Linked DNA regions of Mus musculus: region 2 is linked to region 1. A link is a contact called in ENCODE Hi-C data. All regions are on one chromosome and are shown on one strand. The core of a region is the stretch at or near the end of the contact, and the rest is flanking DNA. Distances in the headings are between cores, read along the strand shown.

Evidence for each region. A loop is a pair of places that touch in the nucleus more often than their neighbours do.
Region 2: a map of T-helper 2 cell shows a loop between it and region 1 (2.4-fold over the local background). The contact joins the enhancer-like site here to the promoter of Slc4a8 in region 1. A Hi-C loop is called at or near these places in 2 of 37 maps with a recorded cell type or tissue (T-helper 17 cell and T-helper 2 cell).

The regions. Positions count from the first base shown.
Region 1 is chr15:100,758,928-100,763,281 of GRCm38, forward strand. Slc4a8 (solute carrier family 4 (anion exchanger), member 8) reads left to right here and starts at 2,820. Exons shown (of 25, transcript NM_021530.2): 1 at 2,820-3,047. The coding sequence starts at 3,003. It overlaps Gm52175 (a long non-coding RNA gene), which reads right to left. Exons shown (of 3, transcript XR_003951485.1): 3 at 3,762-3,999.
Region 2 is chr15:101,276,144-101,280,783 of GRCm38, forward strand. No RefSeq gene overlaps it. Among named protein-coding and RNA genes, the nearest start is that of Atg101, 5.8 kb to the right of the region's middle. Within about 2 kb of position 1,584, at least 2 of the 3 ENCODE cell types and tissues checked have a DNase peak (open chromatin) inside an H3K27ac peak, as active enhancers do.

The DNA of each region.
Region 1 (4,354 bases), core at 1,570-4,069:
GGGCTACACAGAGAAACCCTGCCTCCAAAAACAAAAAAACAAACAAAAAGAGACAGAGTTTAGAGCTTACAGGGTTCTCCCTATATTGACAGATTGATCTCAAAGCCTCCAGCATCCTGTCCAGCTTCCCAAGTGTGCCTCCTGCTCCCCTTCAGCATCAAGTCTGTACTGAGTACCTGGCTGACCTAGAGTTGTGCCCTTCACTAGGACTGGTTGGGATGACTGTCACCGAGTTGCTTCCCCACCCCACCCCACTGTTTTTTTTCCTTTAGATTTATTTTTTGTATATGAGAACAGAGTCACTGTCTTCAGACACACCAGAAGAGGGCATCAGATCCCATTACAGATGGCTGTGAGCCACCATGTGGCTGCTGGGAATTGAACTCTGGACCTCTGGAAGAGGAGTCAGTGCTCTTAACCGCCGAGCCATCTCTCCAGCCTTACCAGAACATCTTCTAATTATAACATTTCTTTCTACTGCTCTTTTCACTACTGTTTTCCGTGTTGGACCGACTGTGGCTACTCTGCATGTTACCACTCTCAAATCTTGGCCCCAGACTGGAGATGTTTGCTCTCTTCACCCTGGCAGGTGTGTGCGCACACGCACAAGCCGTGCTGTGCACATGGAGGTCTGAGGTCAGCTTGCAAGAGTGGGTTTCTTTTTACATCGTGTAGGTCCTGGGGGATCAGATTCGGATAATGAAGCTTGGTGATGAGTGGTGTCACCTGCTGAGCCATTTCGCTGAACCTCAATACATGTATAAATAGATTGAAATAAACATACATATATTTGCAATCTTCTAGATGCCTAGCAACCTCTGAAGCTATGTGGAGTACAAAGGCATAGAAAGAAAAAACGTTGTGAGATGATAACCAGGCAAGGTTCCTTTTATAGATGATCAAAAATAATGATGTGAGTGATGGCTGGAGAGATGGCTCTGGGGTTATGAGCACTGACTGCTCTTCCAGAGGTCCTGAGTTCAAATCCAAGCAACCACACGGTGGCTCACAACCACCTGTAATGGGATCTGATGCCCTCTTCTGGTGTGTGTCTGAAGACAGCGACAGTGTAATCACATACTTAAATCTTATTTAAAAAATGATGTGCATGCATGCACATGCGTGTGTGAGTGTGTACATGTGCACATTTATGTGTGTACTCATGTATAAGTATGCATGTGGAGGCCAGAGTTTGATGGCAGACACCTTCCTCAATAGCTCTCCACTATTGTTGTTGTTGTTGTTGTTGTTGTTGTTGTTGTTGTGTTGTTTCAAGACAGGGTTTCTCTGTGTAGCCCTGGCTGTCCTGGAACTCACTTTGTAGACCAGGCTGCCTCAAACTCAGAAACCCGCCTGTCTCTGCCTCCCAAGTGCTGGGATTAAAGGTGTGTGCCACCACTGCGAGGCTATTTTTTTTTTTTTCTAATGTGCATTGGTGTTCTGCCTGCATCTATGTCTGTGTGCTACATTTATTTCTTGCACCTGAGGAGCTCAGAAGAGATGAAAAAATTCCCTGGGACTGGCATTCTGGATGGTTATGAGCCTCCATGGAGGACCCGGAACCCAACCCAGGTCCTCTAGAACAGCAACAAGTTCCCTTAGCTGCTGAGCTGTCTCTCCAGCACTCTCTGACAGAATCTCCCACCAAGTCTGCAGCTCATCATGGATTGGTTGAGACTGAGGCTGGCTGGCAAGCTCCGGGGACTCTGCCGTCTCTACCTTCCCCAGCACTGAGATCACAAGCTTTTGCCTCCAGACCCAGTTTTCCTAGGTGCTGCGGATTGAACTCTGCTCCTCACACTTATATGGTAAGAACTTTTTAGACCGAGCCATTTCCCCAGCTCCAGAGACATTAAGGCCCAATCTTGTTTCTTATTTTGATTACAGTGTGTACTGATGATATGTGGAGATTGAAAAAAAATATTTTTGTGTGAGATAAGGTCTAACCAGGAAGTCTAGGCAGGCTTGAACTTGCTGCTATCCTGCCTCAGCCTCCTGAGGGCTAGATGAGCCTGCACCACCATAAGGGTTGAACTTTGACATGTACTGGGTCATGCTCCTTTCTGCAGTTTTGGCAGAGGCTGAGATTGATTGCCACGATCCCTTTCCCCTCAATGGCTTGGACTCACCTCCACTCTCAGGAGACAGAAGACAAAGGCCCCTTTCTTTCTCTCAAGCTACGGATGGTTAACCTACTCTGTTTCCTTTTAAACTCAGATCAAGTCGAATGCCTTACTCCTCACTTTCCAACCTCGCCTCAGATCGGTTAGTTCCGCTGCTGAACAATAATTCGTCTTACAGTATGTCTTTTGGACACGTTGAAATCACCCTCAGCTCAACCCCCACTGTCTGCTGTCAGTCTTAGACTGGGGAGACCCGAGTCTCAGCCTCTTTGACTGCTTCCTGTCTGCTGCTCTCTAACGCTCTTCAATCTGGCCACTAACTCAAGGGTTAAAAGTAATTTTAGAAGGCTCTCTCTTCTCATTACTTCCTCCTGCCATCTTGGTTTCGGAGGGAAATTTTCTATTAATTTAAAACCCATCTTCCGAGGAATAAAATCAGAACAGGTAAACCTGACACTTTCCCAAGAGTCAGGTGCAGCTGCAAACAGAGGCAGGGATTTTCAGTTCCTAGCAAGCAGTAGGAAGGACCTCGGAGCCCGGAGGCCCCCTAAGGGGGGAGGCGGTTTCTAAGGCAACCGGCGCGGGGAGGGGGTTGGCTCTCTGGCGCCCTCCTCCCTTCTTCCTGGTAGCCCAGGGTACCGCCGGACAGCGTCCTCCCGTGCTCCGCGCGCTGATTGGCTGCTCGGGGCGCCCTCTGATTGGCTGCTGCGGGCGCCTCGCGGGCTGATGGCTATGAAGGTGGCGCCGGTTGATGGTTGACCGATCCTTGGATCCAGGGTAGGGGTCGCTGCGCGTGCGATCGTCTCACACTGGACTACAGGGCGCGGACTGCTGCAGCTCAACCTGGAACCTACCGGCGAGACCAGGCTCCGCCCGGCCATGCCCGCCGGGAGCAACGAGCCGGACGGCGTCCTCAGCTATCAGGTGGGCCCCGCCTCCCGCTCCTCCCCGGCTCAGCCTCGGTGTTCTGCCCACCGCCCCGCTCCTGCCCCAGCCGGGGTTCCAGGCGTGTCCCCGAGGGCAGGGGGGAGGCCCGCACGGGACGCCAGGGGGCGCTCCGGGTGGCCGGGGAGGGTGACCTTGGGCCGAGCCCGGAGCCGCCGGCACTGCAGCATCCCCTGCGTCGCCGGCTGCCCGGTGTCCCGGAGCAGTGACCTCTGTCCGCGGGTCCCGGTTGGCGGCCCACACCGGCTTCTGGCCTTGCCTAGTTATGCTGTAGGTGGACGAGAGGGAATCCAGGGACCTTGCGCGGGTCTTTGTGTTTTGACTCTGTTTCCTCAGTGACTCAGAGGAAACCTTGCAAAGACCGGGAGGCTGGGAACAGCCCTGAGAATGTAGCCGGCTTTGTGGATCCCTCCGTGCTGCCCAGACAGCTGACAAGTTCTGGGTATGGATGCACATGAACCAGGGGAGCCGTGAGGTGTCAACAGCGCCGACACCACCAGCCTTACCTAGAACAACAGGGGCGGCTAATGTTAGGAAGCATTGGACTAGGTGTGAAGGGTCAGTGGGTACAGGTTCCAACCTGCTTCTCATAGGCTTCGCGATCTGAGTAAGCTACCTGTCTCTTGGAACCTCGGTTTCCCCATCTATTAAAATGGAAATATGTGTACGGTTTACTTCACAAGGCTGTTTTAAGGACTCCGTGAAACACAGTTTATTGTGTGATATCCAGTGAGTAGTAGCTTTTTGAATTCTCACACCGGCTTTCTTGTGAAACCCGATCAGGTGTGGTTACTGCTGTGCCAAGAGGGTTTGAAGGAGGGAAGGGAGCTGAGCCGGAGACTAGTACCGAAGCAGGAAGGGTGGCGGGTCTTGGAAGCAAATGCCATGTTGACATCAGGAGTGGGTTCTGGGAGGAGGCATGGAGAACTTCCTGCATGTGGTGAATGAAGTGGGCATGACACACCCTGCCCCTCTTCCCGGCAAGTAGCCTTTGCTTGCCAGTCACAAAAATAGATCTAAGATCTTGGAAAACCTTTCCCCATCTGATCTTATGACATGCTATGTTATAGTCAACCTTTGTTTGGGAGACAGTGAGCAAAAATAGGCCATGCTCTTGCCTCTTCCAGCTGGTAGAAAAGGAGAATTAGCGTTTTTGTTTGTTTGGTTGGTTGGTTTTTTTGCCTTTGGCGGTTCTGGGGATGGACTGCCTTCTACTTGCTATGCAAAGGCTCTACCACTGAGCCATACCCTGGCTAGAAGTAAGAATTGTGTGTGGATGCCTGTGT
Region 2 (4,640 bases), core at 334-2,833, 520 kb after region 1:
ACCAGTACCCAAGGGTCCTATCCAACTCTCTAGCTCCTGTGTTTATCTGCCTCTCCCTTGGGGGCTTAGAGGCAAGGTTCTGGCACTATACCTCAGTGAAGGAATATTTGCCTTAAATGGTTGAGTTCCAGATTTGATACCCAGCACTGGGGGTGAAGATGACCCGAGAAACATGAATCTAAACGGAGAGCATCCTTAGGCCTGTGGCAGGCTGGCAAGAGGCAGGGGCCATCCACCTTCGTGGTGCTTAGCTTCAGCTCTTTTCCAGAATTTCACAGGAGCCCTGAAGGCATGGCCTTCACAGTCATTTCTCAGTACCCTTGGCTTCAGGACCCAAGGCAACATCTCCGTGGCCTCTGGATGAGAGGAGCTGGATCAGAGTGGGCCAAAAGGGGCTCTGCTCTACAGTCAGGAAGACGACATAAGCGCTTCTAGGCTCTAACTCAGCATGAAAGATTCCCTAAGGATTCCCAGCTGTGCATCCTCATTTGAGATCTGGGAGTGCATTTCAGCCTCAGTCCTAAGAAAGGTCTATGGGCTCGGGCAGACCCTGCCTAGCATGGTCCAAGAATGCATCTTGGGACAATACCTCATTCCAAGTGAGCTTTCCCAGCAACTCTAGCACCCGGCCCACTTCCCTTCCCTGTTAGAGAAGCCCAGTGCTTCACCCAGACCCAGTTTCCCCATCTCTTTGATGACTGACACAGTCTGGGAGCAGAATGGTTGTAGCTAATGTCCAGACTAGTTCCCTCTTGCTTTCCTTGTACCTCGGGACAGGCAAAAGAATTCATACCTCCAAGTTGTGTGTGTGTGTGTGTGTGTGTGTGTGTGTGTGTGTGAGAGAGAGAGAGAGAGAGAGAGAGAGAGAGAGAGAGAAGGGGAAACCTCAGCCCTTACCAGACTCTAAGCTAGCATGTTGACAGCTGCTGTATATTTGGTCCTTCACCCACTGGATCCTTTTCACAGAAGGCACTCGGCACCATCACCTGCTTTTCTGTTGGTTTAGAGACAGATTTGCAGTGTGGCAAGGCTGCCCTTGAACTCACAACAGTTCTTTCTGTCCCATCCTCCCGAGTGCTGGGCTTGTAGGCCTGTACCTAGATAAACATGAGTCACTCTATTTTCATGAGAAGTTAATCCCCTTCAGAGGAGAGAAGTGACTTCCCCAGGGCTTTATTAATTAAGCCGCTGTGCTGGGTGTGTGCAGTCTCTGGACCATTGGGCTGTCCTGCCCATTCTTTGCAAATAAAAGACTCTTCAATGACAGCAATTCCTTTCCTGGACTCTTTTGCACTTGAGGCACAGGGTGGGGGCTGATCTTCGACTCCTGCCCTGCCCCACCCGAAGGCTGGAGCCTGCAGGCAAGCCCTTTCTTTTCCACCAGCAACTGGAAGAACTGGCCTCCAAGTCTTGCTAGGGGCTGAGAGGGCGAACAAGGGGGCATTGAGCCTATTGGGGCCTCACAATGGCGGCTCTGTCCCTGTTGGTCGGGGGCTGGGCCCGTTTCCGATGGGGACAATAGTCAAAAGGCAGTGACGCTGGCAGGGCCTGGAATCCCGGGCGGGATTTTCCAAGGCCTCAAAGCCTACTGTTTGTCCTCATGGGAGACCCAGGAAACCTGCCTCCCAGTTGCCCCCCACCCACGCTGGGCTCAGTGCCCAGAGGCCCTGTCCCCCTCCCCAGCCCTGAGGTGACTGTGCCTTGGGGAGGGTGGGCTCTGAGGTGGGCACAACAGCAGCAGCTCATTTTCCCTTTAGATCTGGGTGGGTGAGGGTGCCTCACATCTGGTCCTGCCCACCCAGTCTCCATTGGAGGGAGGTGGTGGAGGTCATGCCTTGAGGAGACGAGGGACTTGTCTGTGCTGTTGCTGAGTTGAGCTGACTACAAATCTGCTCTTATCCTACATATGCTGTTCCCCGGTAGTGGTCCCGATCCTGCGGATGGACGCATGTGAGGGCCTGTGAGGCCGTGTTGTGGTCCTGGGCAGTGAGCGGCCGTAGGATGCACATCAAGGTTTTGTCCTGGATGAGGGTGGTTCTCGATGGCCTCCCATGAGAGCTGAGCTAGGGGTCCTAGAGGGCTTTAGCTTCAACGTGTGAGTGACCCCAGTCCCTCTCCAACACACCACTGACTTTAGAGAGGCCAGGACCAATGGGCTTTCTCAGAGTGTGAGGACGGCAGGCAAGCCTCCTGCCTGCTTCATTTCCACTTATGCCCAGGCTTGGTCTTATGGCCCCATAGCTCAGCTAGCAACTCTCTTCCCTTCAGAGGAACCCGTGTTCACCCCCAGGCTCTGTCTCTAGCTCTGTGCTAAGTGCAGGCTCTCAGGATGCTTCCTATGCCTTTCGCTAGCCCCAAGTTTGGGGGGCTACCTGGTGAAGGCCTTGATGGCTATCAGGATTTGAAACTTCAGAATCAGGTGAGAATAAAAAAGGCCTCTTTGCTGTCGCTTCTGAGAGCAGGAGCCCATTCCAGGCTCCCCAGCTGGATTCCAGCCTGGCCCTGCATTCCAGGCACACCCCCATCACCTTTGGCCTTGGCCTCTTACACGGGCCTGCCTCCCCTACACTCTTGTCTGCTCATCTTCCTCACCACTCCGGCTCCTTTCTTGTCTTGCTGGGCCCTGAACCTGGCAGGCTGGGGGGAGCCACTTGAGGTCTCTTCAAGGTCTGACCCAGACACTGGCAATGTCTTCCTCCACCCATGACTATAAATCAGGCTCTCTGTGGCTGTGGGGGTTGGGGGTGGCAGCTGAGCCAGTTAGGGGAGGGTGTTGGGGGGGCCTGTCCTCGTTGGTACATGCTGTGTTAGCAGGGAGCGGTGCCCAGCTGCAAGCCAGGCAGGCCTGGTGCTGGCTGGCCCTGCTCATCCAGCCTGAGGCCCCCCAGGAGGCCAGTCTTGGGGGTAACCAAGTAGGAAACCTGGATCTTTTCCCAGGGAGCTGGAATACCATAAAGATAGATTGTCCTTGTTTAGCATGAAACCTGGTCCAGAGAACCAGTCCCCAAGGAGAGATATAGACCCTGGCCTGAATCCTAGGGTTTTTCTCAAAGATGGTCACTAGACTTCTTCCCCAGGAGTGATAGATAGATAGACACATGCTCTCAAAGAAACAAATTCACAACATTTGCAGGGAGGAAGGAGACGCTCTCACCGAGGGACAGATGCACAGAAATAAAGCCCCACTCACACTCCACTTGGCCAGACATATAGGCCTTTACAGTGAATGGACACACAGCTCTTGAAACTCAAGGAGAGCTGATTCCCTCTAAAGTCCTGAGGTCAGACAGAAGACACAAACACACAGCCTGATGAAGCTGGCAAGTTTGCTACCATCTCTGCTACTCTCTCCCACATGACTTTCCACTCTCTCCTCCGCTCAGTCACTTTGTCTGCCACAGAGGGCAGAGGTGGGACGTGACATCTTAGAAAGGGTGGGAGGTGGAGGAATCCTTGCCTTGGATCCCAGGGGACAGATGTCAGAAGGGGACAGCTGGTCTCCTTTGCACCCCGTGGCCTAGCTAGAGGGTCAGCAGACAGGGTTCTGGCTATCCTGCAAGGCTGGCCTCCGTCAGGAGCCCCCAGGCTGACGTCAGTCCCACTCGGAGTTGTTGCTGGGGCTTGAGTCACGCCCTGTGACGCCACTGGGGTCAGCTCTGCAGCAGCCGGAGTGGCCTTCAGGGGCCCAGCTTCAGGGCTCAACACTCCCCCTGGGTACACCCCAGGATGAAGTGGGGCCATCCGAGGCCACATTCATCAGGCAACGCCAGCTGCCTGCTTCCAAGGACTTGGGTTGGTCTTCAAGGTCTCTCCCCAGACCTTTGTAGCATGCACGACTGATAGCACCCTAGTCAGCAGCCTGGCTGCCTGGCTGCTGGGACACAGGACTCTCGCTTCTGTCCTCGATTATCCTGCCTCAGAACTCCACTCTTAATCGTCAGCAAGCCCACTCTGCCAGCCTCTTTGTCCCCTTCTCCAGAAAACTCAGTAGCTCCATGGCTTCCTAGCAGCCCCCCACCCTCCACACCCCATCCCCCATTGCCCAGCTGCTCAAGTTGCTGTCCTGTGTTCTTCGCAGAGGGCTGGCTTTTCTTCTCACATCACGTCCCACCTTTCTGAGAATGTGACTGGCTACTTCTCTTAAGGATGGTGAATTTCTTGTTTTGTTTTGAGATGGGGTCTTTCTTGCCATGTGATTCAAGCTGGCCTCTTACTTATTCTGTAGCCCAGGCTGGCCTTGAATTTTTCATCTTAGGGCTCCCAAGGCTGGAATAGAGGACTGAACTACCAGGCCTGGTTTCCTCTTGACTCTGAGTGTGTCCCTTTTCTTTTCAGAACACTGGTGTCTTCCAAGGATGACAGCAGCAACTGCCCTCCTCACTCCTGATGCAATTTTTCCCAAACCACTTATTTTCTTCCCATTTTAAAAGGCTCATTTATTCTATTTTGCATGCACGAGTATTTGGCTTGTATGCATGTCTTGGACCACCTGATGGTTCAAAGAGAGTGCCAGTGGACAGTTGGGATCTGCCATGTGGGTGCTGAGAATTATCTCCTGGGTCCTGTCCAAGAACAAGTGTTTTTAACCACAGAGGCATCTCTTAAGCCTTCAGACCATTTCTTGATGCTTCTTGCCCAGG